Linked DNA regions of Mus musculus: region 2 is linked to region 1. The links are chromatin loops, found by intact Hi-C in ENCODE. Cell type or tissue: left cerebral cortex. All regions are shown on one strand. Each heading gives the region's core, and the rest is flanking DNA. Links, peaks and the distances in the headings are about the cores only. Region 1 has its middle 42 kb from the start of Gm41829. Region 2 has its middle 8.0 kb from the start of Gm9895.

What was found. Hi-C counts contacts between places; a loop is a spot of excess contacts. Peaks named below come from ENCODE experiments on the same cell type or tissue, not always from the same donor. Only the 100,000 strongest peaks of a DNase experiment are listed, where the experiment ranks them.
Region 2: a loop joins it to region 1, with 1.9 times the contacts of the local background. A loop is called at or near these places in 6 of 42 quality-filtered maps.

The regions. Positions count from the first base shown.
Region 1 is chr19:29,199,377-29,208,402 of GRCm38, forward strand. No RefSeq gene overlaps it. Among named protein-coding and RNA genes, the nearest start is that of Gm41829, 42 kb to the right of the region's middle. In left cerebral cortex, for the core only: a CTCF peak has its summit at 4,207 (motif pointing left); no DNase peak of the experiment used is centred there.
Region 2 is chr19:29,070,771-29,079,796 of GRCm38, forward strand. No RefSeq gene overlaps it. Among named protein-coding and RNA genes, the nearest start is that of Gm9895, 8.0 kb to the left of the region's middle. In left cerebral cortex, for the core only: no CTCF peak of the experiment used is centred there; a DNase peak (open chromatin) is centred at 4,230.

The DNA.
Region 1 (9,026 bases), core at 444-8,443:
GGTTCTGGAGGCTGAGCTGTCTAAGATGGAGGGATATACCTAGTGAGGGCTTTCTTCTGTGTTATAGGTGGGGGAGGACATCACGGCTAGAGGAGAAGGGAAGAGTTGGGGGGTGGGTAGGGGGAGTAGAAAAATCCACAGGGGCAGGGAGGGAAAGAAAGAGAGGACAAACTTACTTTTGTGATAAGGACACTAATCTGTTCAGAAAGACATAGCCTCCTGGCTTTATCACCTCTTAAAAGTACCACTTCCTGACACCGTTGCCCTGGGGATTAACTTTGTAACACACGACCTTTGGAGAGCAAGGTCAAAGCGCAGCCATGAACACTGAGCTGTGTCACAGGTGAGTGTACCCTCTCCTATTCCCTGAAGCCTGCTATTTGATTTGGGGCCCCTAAACAATGATGTTATGATCACCCTTCGTTTCTGCTGCAGCTTCCAATTCATTCATCATTTCACCCCATTGTTGCATTACTGACCCCCATTTTCTCTTCTAGAGTTACCTGGAACAGAGAAATCCAGGCTTCACTGTCCCAACCTCTTTCTTTGGCTTCTTTAACTGATTTTTCTTAGGGCACACTCCTTTGTTGTATTTATCTGAGTGGCAAATGCAACTCTCCTAGCTAGTTCTTGGAGATGCTAAAATATCTATTGCTATCTATTGCAAGCCTTCCACACAAGTGTCCATGTTAGCTGATTGAGCCTTGCTAAGAGGCAGGTAGTTTTGTTTTTATTTTTCTTTTATATCTTCACTATGAGAAGCAGAATCAGGATTTGAACCTAAGTAGTTAGATCCAAATCCAGAAACCCTTAGAGTCTAGCTGTGAAAGAACGTCTGGTAAATTTATCACCTCTCTATGTAAAGGTCGGGGTATTCTTTCTCTCTTTTCTCTTTCTTTCTCTCTCTCTCTCTTTCTTTCTTTCTTTTTCTTTTTTTATTAATCATTCCATTCGTTTACATCTCAAATGATATCCCACTTCCCTGTTACCCATCCACCAATCCCCCCATTCCACATCTGCCCTCCCTACTCCTCTTTGCCTTTATGAGGGTGCTCCCCCACCCACCCACACTTTCCCACCCCACCACTGCAGCATCCTCCTACACGGGGCATCAAACCTCCCCAGGACCAAAGGCTTCTCCTCCCATTGCTATCAGGCAAGGCCATCCTCTGCTACATGTGTATCTGGAGTCGTGGATCTCTCCAGGTATACTTCTTGGTTGGTGGTCTAGTCTCTGAGAGCACTGGGTGGTCAGGCCAGCCTATGTTGTTCTTCCAATGGGGTTACAGAAACATGAGCCTCCCAGGACCCAATGGGGATGACTTTAGCTGAAAAGTGCAGAGAAGGGGGAGATAGAACCTGTAGAGACCACATCCAGTAGATAGGCATGGTCCCCAGTCGAGGGATAGGGCCACTCACCTATCTCAAAGTTTATAACCCAGAAATGTTCCTGTCCAAAGGAAGAACAGGGACAAAAAATGGAACAGAGACTGAAGGAAGGGCCAACCGGGGACTGCCCCACCTGGGGACCCAACACGTCTGCATATACCAACCCCAACACTGTTGGTGGAATAGGTGGGGAGGATGAGGGAAGGATTGTGGGAGAAGGTAACAGGGAAGGGGGGCAGCAATCAGAAAATAAAATTAAACAAATAAAAATCCAGATTGGCAGGCAGCAGGAAGAGAGAGTGACACTGGTCCTGGCTTGAGCATCTGAAACCTCAAGGCCCACCCTCAGTGACACACTTCCTCCAACAAGGCCACATCTCTTAGTAGTGCCACTCCCTGTGAGCCTATGGGGGGCCATTTTCATTGAGACTAGCAGTAGTCAGAATAAAAAGAACATCTGCTTATAGTGCAAGAACTGAAACAAAAGGACAGAATACTATGTTGCAGATGGTTTAAACTATTCTTCACTCTGTGTGTTCAGATGACCCTAAAGTTCCATAAGTTAATGGTACAAATGGTCTTTAGAGCTACCGTGTATCAGACTGATGGTAGCATATCACTTTCCCTTTAAATATACTGTTACTCTTATCATTACTGCCTGGCCCATAATACAGCTGAAAAAGTGAGGTCAGGTTGGGATGTTAGGAGCAGAAACAGGGAGTGAAGTCTGGAGAGGCAAAGGAAGGGAGGAATGGTCCTGCCCTATAGAGCAATCACCTTAGAGGTGTAAATCACTGTTATAGAGCTCATCGGCTGTTACTGTTGCTGGATTCTGGTAGTGGCTTAAAGCGTCTGGAAATTTACACTGCCTTGCTACTGTATATATCTGAGTTCTGGGTTTGAAAAGTTTCTGAGAAACAGTCATACAAATATCAACAGCAAAACAGATGAAGATCTTGAGAACAAGTTTCAAGGAGATACTTGGTTCTGTTTCTGTGCAGGTGCTTTCGGAGTTAACTTCCCTAAACACCACGTGAGTTTGTTCAGGATTACCCGTGATCTTAGAGTTAGCCATTCTATTCATCTTGACCGGCTTCTTCGCAATTCGTGAAATTTGGTAACTCCACCCGTTATGAAACACTTGGCCATCTTGACAAGAACCGCCCAGAATGCTTCAGTTCCTTTTCTGAATGAATTCCAGTCTGGTTGTTATTTCATTCTCTCAGCTTAGCTCTCTCAGAGAAGATTCACAGAGTATTTCATAATCTTTTAATAAAGTATTACTCGATGTTTCTCTCAACAAATAAATATTCTCAGTAAATAAAAGATGCAAATATTCCATTTGTATCTTTGAGTCCCCAGGTCTTGGATTACCATGCTATCTATCTTCAGGTTTTTTTGTTTTTGTTTGTTTGTTTTTTTGTCTTGTAGGCATAACTAATTTACTACTAAGCATTCTGTACCATATTTACCAAAGAAAAAACTGTATTTTGTATCATTCTTACCAAAAAAAAAGTGATTAAAGAAAATCTGATACTTTCTGAAACATTACATCAGTCTCAGTCACGTCTGCAGAAAATGATGTGTTAGATCAAAGATCATCATTATCGTTTTCACTTTCAGAGTTAGGCAGAGTTAACATTTAAACACAGGTTCATTTTGCCTCAAAGGATCCAAAGTTTGTAATTTACCAAAGTTTGCCATCTGTGAAAGCAAATGACATTAACAAATTAGCATAAAAGTATATGGGATTAAGATTGCTGTAAAAGGCTGTAGGACCAACCTGCCTGTGTTTGTTCCAGAAATTTGGTGGAAACTTTGTAATTCCAGTCCAGAGTCAACTCTACTAGCTTCTTAGGTCAGGCTTTTACTGTCTCTGTGTCTTCACTTTTTGTATCTGTAAAGTGTAGGTGTCAGCCTCAATGACCTGCTCTTAGATTTTATTGTCTTTTCAGGGATGTTTCGACTGAATTGAATATGTTTTAAAACTAGCAAATGGGTATACTTCAAAGATCATAACACTCAGTAGGTTCTTTGGACTTTTAGAAGCGCATGTTCAAAGGAAGCCATTGCGAAGTTGTAGATACAAAAACTGCTAAGCCATAATATACTATGGCCATTATAATTTAAAATATGGTGGCAGGGTTTTGGGGCTCCTGCATAAGGTCAAGAACAAAAGCAAGGACTGTAAAAGCTTTTTCAGAGTGTTGTTTGGGGCAGTACCAGGGATGGATGCAGCCAAGAGTCTTATGCACTAGAGCAAGTGTTTGCCTCTGGGCTTCACCCCCAGGCCTTGGTTGTTATTGTTGGTTTTGTTGTTGTTTTGTGTTTTGTTTGTTTGTTTGTTTGTGTGTCTTTTGATTTTTGTTTTTGGCCTTTTTTTTTTTTTCCTGAGCCACTGCCTCCCTGTGTAGACCAGGGTGGCCTTCAATTTGCAGGCCTCCTGCCTCAGCCTCCTACAACTATGAGTAAGGGTGGCTAAATCTTGTTTAGGATGCTCCTGTAATGCTTCCTTGGGTTAATTGCATCACATGAAAGGAAGAGGAGTTTTAAATGTCACAGTGCACGCCTTGTCAGCCTTTCCAGGTAGGGTCCTTTTCAGTTTCTAGAACTAATTTCCATGTCAGTGGCCTACATCTTTGGCCACTGACCTTGCCGATTCCCCAGATCTCCTACCTTCTGACTCCTCAGAGATTCCCTTAGGCCCAGGCTTGTCTTCTGGCCCACACTTCCCTCCTGTAACTCTCAGGGCTTTGAAGTCAAGCAGCTAGCCATGCCTTTATCTTATCATTACCTCCAGGGGAGTCAGGAGAAAATAGAAACAGTTGGGCATTAGAGGTGCCCTCTGCTGGCTGTCGAAGACTGAACCTTTACCTCTTTCTTCCTTTCTTCCTTTCTTCCTTTCTTCCTTTCTTCCTTCCTTCCTTCCTTCCTTCCTTCCTTCCTCCCTCCCTCCCTCCCTCCCTCCCTCCCTCCCTCCTTCCCTCCCTTCCTCCCTTCCTTCCTCTCTTTCTTTCTTTCTTTCTTTCTTTCTTTCTTTCTTTCTTTCTTTCTTCCTTCCTTCCTTCCTTCCTTCCTTCCTTCCTTCCTTCCTTCCTTCCTTCCTTCCTCTCTCTCTCTCTCTCTCTCTCTTTCTTTCTTTCTTTTTGATATTTTCTTTATTTACATTTCAAATGTTATCCCCTTTCCTAGTTTCCCCTCTGAAAATCCCCTATCCCCCCCCCTCCCCCTGTTCCCCAACCCACCCACTCCCATTCCTGGTTCTGGCATTCCCCTATACTGGGGCATAGAACCTTCAAAGGACCAAGGACCTCTCCTCCCATTGATGACTGACTAGGCCATCCTCAGCTACATATGCAGCTAGAGCCATGAGTCCCACCATGTGTTTTCTTTGATTGGTGATATAGTTCCAAGGAGTTCTGGGGGTATTGGTTAGTTAATACTGATGTTCCTCCTATGGGGCAGACAACCCCTTTAGCTCCTTGGAGACTTTCTCTAGCTCCTTCACTGGGGACCTTGTGCTCCATCCAATGGATGACTGTGAGCATCCACTTTTGTATTTGTCAGGCACTGGCAGAGCCTCACAGGAGACAGCTCTATTAGGCTCCTATCCCCAGGCTCTTGTTGGCATCTGCCTAATGTCTGGGTTTGGTGGTTGTTTATGGGATGCATCCCCAAGTGGGGCAGTCTCTGGATGGTCGTTCCTTCAGGCTCTGCTCCGAACTTTGTCTCTGTAACTCAATGAACCTTTACTTAATATAAAGTTATGGTGGCTGTGGTAAGAGGGCACGGGATGAACCAGCAAGACCCACTGTGATCTGAAGAAGCCTTGGCAGAGCTGTGTTTGCTTCTCTGTGGCTTGTGGGAAACAAGATTCTTAGCGAGCTGGGGGTGTCTACTACCAGAGGACATTTGGCAGTGTCTGGAGATTCTTTGGTTATCTGGTAACCAGAAGGCTTGAGGGAGGTGGCCGCTGGCCCCTAGTGAGTTGAAACAAAATGTTTTAACACTCCTGGGAGGATCCCCACCCAGCCAAAGGGACTCTGCAGGTGCAGGAGAATGAGCAGAATTTCTGCCTAAGAGGATGGGAATTTTGAAGTGATGCCAGCGAGGCACTGTGGTGTGTGAGGCAGCAGTACTGGCCAGGGCAGGGTGCTGCTGCCTGGGCGACAAGGAGACAGCATCTCACTAAGGAGTAAGAAGTAAGTAACACAAATAGAAACAGAAGTTGGGAATCGGATAAATCAATCCAGGGGCTCTCTCCCTTCACTGTGTAAAGACAGTTTTTGTTTTTGTTGTAATCTCACCATTACATATCAGAATTTTATACTAGTGCTTGGCCTCCCTAGACAGTCTGGTGGGGTTTTCTTTTAGGAGATAAGCTGTCAGGAGTTTTAAATCTTCTAGATGATTTTAAATTTCAACTGAGTTTGAGAAAAGTTAAGCCCATTCAAACCTTCAAACCTTCATGCTTTTGTTTAAGGAACTGGGTTCTCTTGAAGGAAAGAAGGCACGTGATTCTTGGGTACAGCACACTTCAAAAGCAGAAACCATAAAAACAAAAGCAAAAACAAAAAAAAAAAAACAAACAAAACCCTTATTATGTCTTTTAATACCCAAAATTTTATGGTCTTCTGGTTTTGTTGTTCTTGTACATAATTGAATCCAGGGTTTCATGTTGTTGGGCAAAGTGCCCTGCTACTAAGCTGCACCAGATGGTGGGGCTGTCCTTTTTAATTTGTATTATTTACCATGTATGTATGTATGTATGTATGTATGTATGCATGCATGCATTTGTGTGTACATGTTTGCATGTTCATGTATATGTACATATGTGTGCGTGTGCATGTGTGTATGTGTATGCACACACTTGTAATGGTCAAAGGACAACTTGTGGAGAGTCTGTCTCTGTTTCATGTGGGTCCAGGGACTGAACTCAGGTCATGAGTCTTGGTCAAATTGTGGCCTTACTCTTGGAGACATTTTACTAGCTTAATGTTGTTTCTTTTAAATAATATTTTCAAAATGTTTTCTAAAAAGTGACACTACAAAGCTCACCTTGATGTTAGAGAAGTGTGAGTTAAAACTGAGAATACCCTGGTGAAGTTATGACGATTGTTTCAAAACCGAAGACCCTTGACAATACTGAATGACATGAGGGAGCGCCAAATCTCTCCTGTTGTCACTGTGACTCTCAAGACAGTGCAGCCATGTTAGAAAACACTTAGTCCATCATGAAACTAAACATGTACTTGCTGTGTGGTGGATCAAGGAAAGGGAAGGTTCGTTTTCACATAAGCCTCATATACTAACATGTCTGGTGCCTGTATTAGTTGGGGTCCTCTAGAGACACAGAACTTCATAGTAACGACTTAAAAGTCGGCAACCCAACTAACCAACAATGGGCAGCTGTGGATGGGAAGTTCAAGACTCTAGTAGCTGCTCAGTCCCACGAGGCTGATTGTTTCAGCTGGTCTTCTGTAGAAGCTGGATTCCTGAAGAAGTAGGCTCCAACAGATGTGCTGGCAAGTAAGAGCAAGCAGGTGAAGAAGAATGAGTCTTCCTTCTTCCATTGTCCTTATGTAGGCCTCCAGCAGAAGGTGTGGCCCAGATTAAAGGTATATACCACCACACCTGGATCTGGGACTTGCGTTGTCCCAGGTTGGCCTTGAATGCAGACATCTGCTTGCCTCAGTCTCCTGGTATTAAAGGCATGTACTGCCTTGCCTGGGCCTAAGCTTTTCATGGCTACTGTGCCTCAAGATCTCCATGCCAAGATCCAGTTATAAGCCCGTGTCTTCCAGCCTCAAGATCTGGATCACAAGTGCATCCTCCAATTCTGGATTGTAGTTCATTGCAGATGTAGTCAAGTAGACATCCAGGAATAGCCACCACAGGGCCTTAACCCATACTCACAAAATGAAAACAACCCAAGGTTCTTTGACCCGTTAATGGTCTAAGTTTTAGGTGTCTGTAGGATGCAGTACTACACTATCATTTGAATCAAATCCCAAAGGTTGAATGTTTAGCCTTGGTCCTGCAGGTGATACTAGTGGGAGGAAGTAGAACTTTGCAGGGTGGGTAATTCTAAGATCTGAATCTTATTTATTATGTGTATGAATGTGAGGGTGTGGCATATGTATGTAAGGGGAGGCAGACATGCCTGTAAGTGTGCGTGCAGAAGCCAGAGGAAGACATTGAGTATCCTGCCCTACTACTGTCTACTTTATTTGTTTGACATTTTGGCTGTGGGCTTAGTCCTTAACAACTGAACCATCTCTCCAGACTATCTTATTCATTTGAAACAGGGTTTCCCATTGAGCTTGGATCTAGGCTGGTAGCAGCAGTAATCTATGTGTCTCCATATCCCCAAGCTCCCAACTCCAGAGTTACAAGTATGTCACCATACTTGGCCTTTTGTTTCATACGTGGTCCTGGGATCTGAACATAGGTCTTCATGTTTATACAGTGAGGGTTCTTATCCACTGAGGCATTTCTCCAGACTGTTTTTATTTTACAATTTTATTATTAAATTTTAAAAAATATTTGGTGTGTGTGTGTGTGTGTGTGTGTGTGTGTGTGTGTGTCTGCTGAGACCAGAAGAGGGCTTTGGATCCCTCAGGGCTGGAGTTACAGACAGTTGTGAGCCCTCTTGTATAAGTGCTAGGAACTGAACTTGGGTCTGAAAGATCCTAACAGAATGTAAAAGGTCACAGAAGCCCTGAAATTGGCAAAATAGATTTCATTGTTAGCAGAACTAGCTTCACTGATTTAAAAAAATGGAGGTGCACAATGCTCTGGCTGCTTCTTGAACCCGTGTGTCTGCCAATGTTCTAACCGTTCCTTGAACCCAGGTGTGTGCCCACTGATGAAGTCCACTACCAGGTGTTTGTGATATTGGTTGCTAGGGAAGAGTCAGAAAATCTCCCCAGCAACCACAGCCGGGCCAATCCAGAGTTACTGCACCTGCACCAGACTCTTTCCTTGTACCCCTCGCATACCCATTTCTTGAGAATAGATATTGTTTAGATTGGGAAATCCCCTATTCCCTCCTTCTCCTTTCCCCCTTGAGGACCTATAAAAACTGGGACCCCTTTCCCCTCTGGGTCGACTCCTCTACCCCTGCATGGGATATGAGTTGTCCCCAGAACTCCTGCTTTCCCCGAATAAAGCCTCATGTGGTTTGCATCAAGTTTGGTCTCTCATGAGTTCTTGGGGGTCTGCTATTATCCCGAGACTTGAGTGAGGGTCTCCCTTCGGGGGTCTTACAGGTCCTCTGGAGAAGTAGTCAGCACTGTTAACCACAGAGACATCTCTCCAGCCCCTGTCTTATCTCATTATTATTATTTTAAGACAAGGGTCTCACTTAGTCCAGGTTGACCTTGAACTTGCTATGTTGCTGAAGGGAACTTGATTTCTGAGTCTCCAGGGATTTCAGAGGTGTGCTACAAGGACAGGTTGTATGCAGTGCTGGGCATGGAATCCAGGTCTTCATGTGCCCTGGGCAGGATCTGTGCCAAGTTACACTGTTGAGCCCATAAGATTGTTTTTAAAAGCATTTCTTGGTAAGATTTCAAAGGCCTCCTAGACTACAGTTTCTTAGAAACAACTCTTGACTTTTTCTTCTTCAAGTGCTC
Region 2 (9,026 bases), core at 700-8,699, 130 kb before region 1:
TACATAGCATTGTAAACTTTGTATTACTATCTCAAAATATAAATTCCCGTAATCTTTTCCATTCTGTATACATCCAGACACTAGAGTAGACATCAGCAAATCAAGGTCACACTAGCTAAACCCTTCATTGTACCTACCTTTCTCAGGTTCCAGTCCAGGCCTGAGGACAATGAGTCTTGGACCATGACCTTGCATTCATATCCATGGTGCAAACCACAAGACTCAGGAGGAGGGAGACGGGCAGGGAGTGGAAGGGCCTGGGGCTCCATTAAACCTTAATTTCAATGAGCCCATAGTCCAGAGACAGTCCGTTTGTCCACTTGGCAGCAATTGCCCGTGGCTTCTTCTTTCTTGACCTGGGTGTGGCAGACCAATGGTATAGTGGCAGCCGTCTTCACTGTCGTAGGAGTGAAGAGAATCGTCGTGCAGGGTCCTCTCCAGGTTAACTTCACACCCTCTCGGCTACTCACTTGATCCAGACGTATCATCGGACTTGAACAAGTGGAAACTGCTGGTGGAATTGGAGGTTGGCTGGGTCTCTCAGATAGTAATTGAATAGCCTGTATGGGGGACTGGTGGGCCTGTAGTGACTTGAAAAAGGAATGGCTAAAGAATTCTGCCAACTGATGGTTTCTTAGCCTGGGAAGCAGTGGGGAGTGTCTTCCAAATATATTCTCAGAGGAGGGTAAATCCCTCACTATATGGGATGCAGTCGACTGAAGCAAAGCATAGGAAGGTAGCCTGTCTATCCTTTGCTGGACTCTAGTGGGAGTTTTGTTAGGGTTTCTTTTTATGTTCTGTTTATTCTTTTTGCCTGGCCAGAACTCTGAGGTCTACATGTACAACAAAGCATTTAATCTGTGTCTAAAAGCTTTAGCTATTAGTTGAGAGGTTTTGGTTAGGAAAGCCAGGCCATTGTCAGACCCCATTGCTAGGGGGAGGCCAAATCAAGGGAACAAATCCTGGAAGAACTTTTTAGCTACAATTTGAGCAGTTTCAGTCTTGGTGGGGATACTTCTAGCCATCTAGAAAAGGTATCTATAAAAACTACGAGCATTGGTGAGTTTCTGTCTGTTGGTTTTAAGGTTTTTCAGTCTTTTCATACACATTGAAATGGTTTCAGAAGTCCATAATAAGAGACAATCTAGGAAAACTTTGGTTTATTGGTGGAAAGTAGGAAGAAAAATGAGATTGTGATAGGGGTTTATGTGTCTTCTAGAGCAGGCTGGATCTTGATGAAGTCAGTTTTCCCAGAGTTCACTGGGGTGTTGACCTCTCATTTGGACCCCTATCTGGTAAAGGGCTTTTTATTTTTGATTCTCTTGAGCACAAACCTGGCATCTGGCTGAGACACTAGACTGTCCAGTCTAGGTATAACATACCTTGGTCTGAGCAACACAGAAAGTTTTTTGGACCCCAGATGAATAGCCCGGTGAAGGTCAGTTACCAACAGTTTTGCCTGTTGTTTCTGGGAGAGTGGTCTTTCCCTCTGGTGTCCTCCATTAACCTGTGGGTTTGAGCTATCCATTTTTTTCTTTACCATAGAGTCTCAGGCAGTACCAGGACATGGTATATTATCAACCTGCCCAAATGGTCTTAGGGCTGTTCCTTGTGTGGCCAGGTCAGAAGCCCAGCAGTAGAGGACAGCAATTTATAGGGGAAGCCAGATGGCCTTTAGGAGGGCCAAACAAGATTTTTCTGGGTTTTGTTGTTGTTGTTGTTGTTGTTGTTGGTGGTGGTGGTGGTGGTGGTGTTTGGTTGGTTTTGTTTTGTTTTGTTTTGAGACAGGATTTCTCTGTGTAACAGCCCTGGCTGTTCTGGAACTCACTTTGTAGACCAGGCTGGCTTTGAACTCACAGAGATCTGCTTCCCTCTGCCTCCCAAGTGCTAAATTTAAAGGCATGTGATGCTACCACCTGGTGAGCCAAGATTTTTTAATATCTTTTTCCCAACAGTGAGAAGCCCACTTTCTCTATAGATAATACCATGGACATGCCCAGTAGTCTGATGGCCTGTGTATAGTCGGGTGGACTTTCATTTTCCTCACTGAGAGTCTGGGTCAGGTCAGTCAGTTCTGCCCTCTGGGCTGAGGTACCCGGCTTGGGCTCAAATAGTTTCCACTAAAGTAGCTATTGAAGTTTCCAGGTACCTGGTATCTCCTGACAGTCATGGATGAACAACTGTGTCATCAGGCAAGAGGGTAGCTGAATTTATGACAGGGAGTGGGCCAGGAGTAGATTCTGGTACTGGGTCACACAGACATTAGATAGATAGGTGTTCCTCAGAGGGGAGGACCTCAACCATGCTTTGGGGTGCTGTGTATATATGATCTTGACCCAGAGTTAACTCGCTTCCTTTTCTTCATTAAACTATCAATAGCCATCATATTTCAGACAGATGGGGCATCCTGTAGCTACAGGGTCCAACCCCTTAGACAGATTTGTCACAAGGTGGTGTTTCCATGCCCCCAAAGTTTGGCTTAAAGCCACTTTTGTCTTCTGTTTCATGGACAAGCACATACAAAGGTTTTAAGGAATCTAGAAATTCTAGGGATGGAGTGGAAGTCGGAGCTGTTTTTAAAGCCTCAAATGCCTTTTGTTTCGTCTGAGTCCCAGTTCGGGGCTCAACGCCCTGCTTTGTGCTGGTGTCTAGACTCTTGTTACTTCCCTAAACGCTGGTATCCAGAGGCAGCCAATATCCAGCTGCACCCAGGAGCTCTCAAACCGGTGTCTTATTGTTTGGAGATGGGGTCTGAAGGATGGCAGAAGTCCTACTCTGTGGCAGACTCCGTTGGCTTCCCCTTAGCTGGTAGCCCCAATAGGATGCTGGGCTTTCTTACTTGACATTCTGTAGCCCAAAGGTTGGCTGTAGGGGTAGCCTTAAAGAACCCCACCTGATCCCAGCTTCACTACTTGTGTGTATGTCGTTTCTTCATTCCTTTGCCACTCCTAGCCAGGGATCCAGACCCCAAGCTACAGGGGATGAAGCACTTCCTTCCTTCCTTCCTTCCTTCCTTCCTTCCTTCCTTCCTTCCTTCCTTTTATTTTTAAACAAGTTCTTATTATGTGGTCCCAGCTGGCCTTGAACTCTTGATCCTCATGTCTCAGCCACTCTATGCTGGGATTCCAAGTCTCATGTTGTTCTTTCAATTACAGAGTTGTGACCTGGCCCCTGCCTCTGGATTTCTTCACAGTTAGCAGTCTTCTAGTGTCTTCAACTACACTGAGGTGTCAGGTCTCCACAATCTAGAGCTGCATTAAGGATTCTGTTAGGCTAAGCCTATGGCTCTCAACCTTCCTAATGTGGTGCCTGTTTAAAACAGTTCCTCCTGTTATGATGGCCCCACCACCACCACCATAAAATTATTTTCCTTGCTACCTCACTATTATATTTTTTTCTAACTGTTATGATTTGTGATGCAAATACCTGTGTTTTCTGATGGTCTCAGGAGACCCTTGTGAAAGGGCCATTCGACCCCCAAATGGATCTCAACCCACTGGTTAAGAACCATTGAGCTAGGCAGTGCTGGGTTACAACTCCCACATCTCTGCATCTTGAAACAGCCAGGATTCATCTCTTACTCTGCTTCTATGTCCATGGTAAATTGTTTGCTGCACTAGGGTGGGTTTTACTCCAGGATCCAAGCTAACGGAGCAACTTCTAACCAGAAAAACACTGCTCACCGCAGCGGAAGGAAAGTCTTTCAGTCTGCAAGTGACACAGGTAACTTCTGCTCATATTTTAGAAGTTAAAATAATGCATGGTCACTGTCTTAGTCAGGGATCTCTAGAGGACTAGAACTAATAGGGTGAATCAATATATAGTAAAAGGGATTTGTTAGACAGACCTATGGGCTATAGTGATCTATAGAGCCATCGTGACCTATAGGCCAGTTCCAGGGGGTCCAGATATGGCTGTTACTTGACAGAAAGGCTTCACAAGGCTGAATTTTTCAGCTGGCCTTTAGTATATGTTGGAATCCCAAAGAAATAGGTTCTAATACCAACAAAGGAATGCCTCAGCCGCAAGATAGATGGATTTGCCTGGAGGAGTATCTGGGAGGTTTCTCTGCTCCCCTTTGCTCCCAGATCTCTGCAGAGTGTTTCTATGCCCACTTTATCCCCCATAGCTCTCAAATAAAAGGCACAGAGACCTGCTGTTTTTATTAACAAGCTGCTGGCACTACGCCCGGGAGGTTCTGAGTTATTCTAACCCTCTAATCTGTTAACACCCAGCTAAATGCCCTGTTGCTTGTCATCGGAGTCTCGCTCCGGCCTGCTCTGTGTTCATAGCTGCTCTCTCAAGGAGACCTCATCGCAAATCCTCCTGGTGTCTCCATGTGGTCTCTCTTACACCTTTCTTCTCTCTGCTCCTCTCTCTCCCTACCTGGGACCCTCTCACTGGGATCCAATCAATGTCCCACTTCTAGTGTGCTCTCCTGCCCAGTCATAGGTTGATCAGCTCCTTACTAACCAATCAGACATGATGGAAAACAATTTTTACATAACACTTGAAAGACTCCGAGAGGAGCCCCTCGCTCAGGCCTCAGGACAATAGCGGACACCCAAGAACTCACGACAGACCGAGCTTGTTGCAAACCACATGAGACTTTATTCGGGGAAAGCCAGAGCTCTGGGGACGACTCATATCCCACGCAGGGGTAGAGGAGTCGTCCTCGAGGAGAAAGAGTTCCCAGTTTTTATAGGCCCTCAGGGGGGAAAGGAGAAGGGGGAGATTAGGGGATTTCCAGATCTAAACAATGTCTATTCTCAAGAAATGGGTATGGGAGGGGTACAAGGAAAGAGTCTAATGAAGGTGCAGCAATGGGCACACACCTGGTTAGAACATTGGCAGACACACAGGTTCAAGGAGTGGCCAGAGCATTGTGCACCTCTATTTTTCTAAATCAGTGAAGCTAGTTCTGCTAACACTGACGTCTATCTTGCCAATTTCAGGGCTTCTGTGTCCTTTTACATTCTGCCAGGATCTTTCACACTGAGACCAGAGATACTTGGCTATGCCATCGTCCATACTGTAGCCAGATGTCTAGGCACAAAAGTCAGCATCTGGATATACAGTACACATCTGGATATACAGTACACAGGACCAACTCCCCGACGTTGCCAGGGAGGCGGGGGCAGGCAGACAAAAAGCAAAAGCTCCCTTCTTCCATGTCCCTTTATGTGGGTTGCCGCCAGAAGGCGTGGCATAGATTTAGGATGAATCTTGCCACCCCAGATTTAGGGTGAGCCTTTCTCTGTCAAATGCTTTAATCAAGAAGAATCTCTCACAGATGTGCCCAGCTGCTTGGGTTTTAGTTGTGAAAGGACAATATAAGCGCCATTTGTCTCCATTTAAGGAGCAAGCCTGATTTAGAAAGAAGCTCTAGGGACAGATCATCAAATTCAGAACAAGATCATAAAACCCCTTCGCAAAGAACAGCCTGAGGATAATCACAAAAATCTCAGGATGGGCCATCTGTGCTTTGAAGCCCTCTCTCATCCTACGGTTAAACGTACAGGACATAGGAATGCAAACCACTGACCACCTGTGACCGCCTCCCCCCCCACCCCCCCCAGCATCCACCAATGAAATTTTACATTACCCAATCCTTCTATAGAGTTCCCCTGGTTCCCTATAAAAAGGTCTGCCTTTGTCTGGGGTTACCATTTCAAAACAAAAAACAAAAAGAAAAAAAGATTGACCCCCTACATGCTGGTTCTTTCTGCAGAATAAACACTCTTTGTCCTTACATATTATCTGTGTCTGAGGTCTTCCTTCAGCAATTTTCGGACTGATAAGATTGATTCCAGGTGTAGCAAGCTGACAAGCAAGATTAGTTGTGAGTCTGGAGAGCTGGCACCGTAGGAACAGCGCTTGATGCTCTTCCAGAGGACCCAGGTTTGATTCCCAGAGTTCACATGGTGGCCTACAACTAACTCCCTGTAACTCCAGTTCCAGGGGGTCCAACACCCTTTTCTGATCTTGATTACCAAGTATGCATATGCTGTTCATACCGAGATGCAAGCATGCATTCATACACATAAAAAAAATTTAAACCCTGATGAATAGAACTTTTGAAACATTTCATTGGGCTTTGGAACAATTTGTTCTTTGTTCTCTCAAGTAATTTCAACATTATTTCAGTTAGTGGACAGAAATTGTAATCCCTAGGGAAGGTAGTCTTAACTCGATATTTATGGCTAGGAAAAGACAATTTTCAGAGGCGGAAACTAACAAGAATCCATGTGTCATGGATTTTTTTTTTTAAAAAATAAATTTTGATTTATTTTAGGTTATGAGTAGAAGCTTGCCCGTTTTTACAAACTCTTTGAGGTTTTGCCCTGTCCCGTGCAGCTGTGTTCAGACACAGGGATGCCTCTCTAGCCTGCATTCAGTAATAAAGATGCACAGAAAAGACCCATGGCCAACTGCCTACTCGGCTCATACAAGTACAGGAAGAAGAGAGGATAGAGCACCTTTGCTGCAGAAACAACCAATCCCTGTTCCCAGAGAACTGTAAATACTTTTTTCTTAAAATGTATAAAACATATAACATGGGGGGTGCTGTCTTGAATTATTATTGTTCTAGTTCGGATTACCATCTCTGTGAGAAAACAAACAAACAAAGAAACTATGACCTGGGGCTAGAGAGATGGCTCAGCAGTTAAGAGCACTGACTGCTCTTACAGAGGTCCTGAGATCAATTCCCAGCAACCATATGGTGGCTCAAAACCATCAGTAATGGGATCAGATGCCCTCTTCTGGTGTGTCTGAAGACAGCGACAGTGTACTTGTATAAATAAAGTAAATAAGTCTTTAAAACAAAACAAAACAAAACAAATCACTATGACCAAAAGCAAGTTGGCGAAAGAGTCAGAGACAGCCCACTCCCACAGTTAGGTGTCCCACTAAACCTCCAAGCTAGACAATCATAGCTTGTATGCAGAAGACTTAGCGCCGACCCGCGCAGGCTCCATGAGTGTTGCTTCAGTCTCTGTGAGCCTCTATGGGCCCTGTTGTGTTGATTCTGTGGCCTGTGTTCTCCTGGTTCACCTCAAACCCTCTGGCTCCCACAATCCTTCCTCTCACTCTCCTGTGGGATCCCTGAGCTCTGCCTTATGTCTGGCTGTGGGTCTCTGCATCCAGTCCCATCAGCTGCTGGAGGAAGTCTCTCTGATGAGGATTGGGCTAGGCGCTGATCAATGAGCATAGAAGAATAGCAGGAATCATTTTACTAACTTTTTTTTTATCAGTAGTGTTTGGTTCTACCCTAGGTCTCTGCTTCCGGTTCAGCTTCCGGTTCCTGGCTCTCCAGGTACTGTCTCCCTCTCCTAGTGTGGGCCTCAGGTTAGATCAGTCATTGGTTGGCAACTCCCACAAGCTCTGAGCCTCCATTGCCCCAGCACATCCTGCAGGCAGGATAGGTTATATATAGGTCAAGGGTTTTGTGGCTAGGTTGGTGTTCCAGTCCTACCACTGGAAACCTTGCCTTGTTACAGAAGAGGGCCAGTTCAGTCTCCGTATCCTCCATTACCAGAAGTCCTTGCTAAGAAAACCCTCATATATTTCAGGAAGTGTCCACTGAATTCAGTTTCCACATTGCCCTCTAAATGCTCCTCTATTCTGGTCATCTCTCCCCATATTCTCTCCCTTTGTCTATCCCTTCTTCCTCCTGTTCCCACTCCCCTCTGCTCTCAGCCGGCCTACAAAATCTATTCTATTGCCCCTTTGAGGGAGTTCCATGCATACCTGTCCCCGCCTCCCCCTTCCCCGAGCCTTCCTTGATACTTAGCCTCTCTGGTCTGTGGATTGTAGTGTGATTATCCTTTATGTAACAACTAATATCCATTTATGAGTACATATCATGTTTGTCTTTCTGGAGCTGTCAACTCTCTCAAGATGATTTTTTTTCTAGTTCCATCCATTTTTCTAACCACTGAGTACTTCTCCATTGTGTAAATGTACCACATTTTCTTTATCTATTCTTCAGTTGAGGGGCATCTAGGTGGTTTCTCATTCCTGGACATTATGAATAAAGCCACTATAAACACAGTTGAGCAAGTGTCCTTGTGGTAGGATGGAGTACACCCAATAGTGGGTCATGAGGTAGACTGAGTCCCAATTTTCTGAGGAAACACCGTATTGATTTCCATAGTGGTTATACAAGTTTGCATTCCCATCAGCAATGGAAGAGTGTTTGTTCCCCTTGCTCTATATACTCATCAGCATGAGCTGTCGTGTGTGTGTGTGTGTGTTTGTGTATTTTTTTATCCCAGTCAATAAATTTCTTTAAGTATTCTCAACCATTTGAGACTTCTCTATGAGAATTCTCTGTTTAGTCTGTACCCCATTTTTAAATTGGATTATTTAGTTTTTTAATGTCTACTTTCTATAGTTCGTTTTAAATATATTTTGGATAGTAGTCCTCTGTTGGATATGGGGTTGGTGAAAATCTTTTCCCATTCTGTAGGCTGTCAGTTTTGTCCTATTACAGTACACTTTGCCTTACAGGAGCTTTTCAGTTTCATGAGGTCCCATTTATTAATTGTTAATCTTAGGGCCTTGCACTATCAGTGTTCTGTTTAGGAAGTTGTCTCTTGTTAGCAGAGGAGGCATTCAAGGCTACTCCCCACTTCCTCTCCTTTCAGGTTCAGGAGTCTTTAATCCACTTGGACTTGAGTTTTGTTCAGGGTGGTAAGTAAGGATAATTCTACATGCAGCTGTCCAGTTAGACCAACACCATTTGTTGAAGATGCTTTCTTTTTTCCAGTGTGTATTTCTCACTTCATTATAATAAAAAAATCAGATCTCAATAGGTGTCTGGGTCTTCGATTCAATTCAGTTGATCAACCTATCTGTTTTTGTGCCTTTTATTACTGCTGTTTTTATTACTGTTGCTCTGTACTACAGATTAACATCAGGGATGCGGATACCTCAGAAAGTTCTCTTATTGTTCAAAGTTGTTTTAGCTATCATGAGTTTTTTTTCTTTTTCCATATAAAATTGAGTATTGTCCCTTCAAG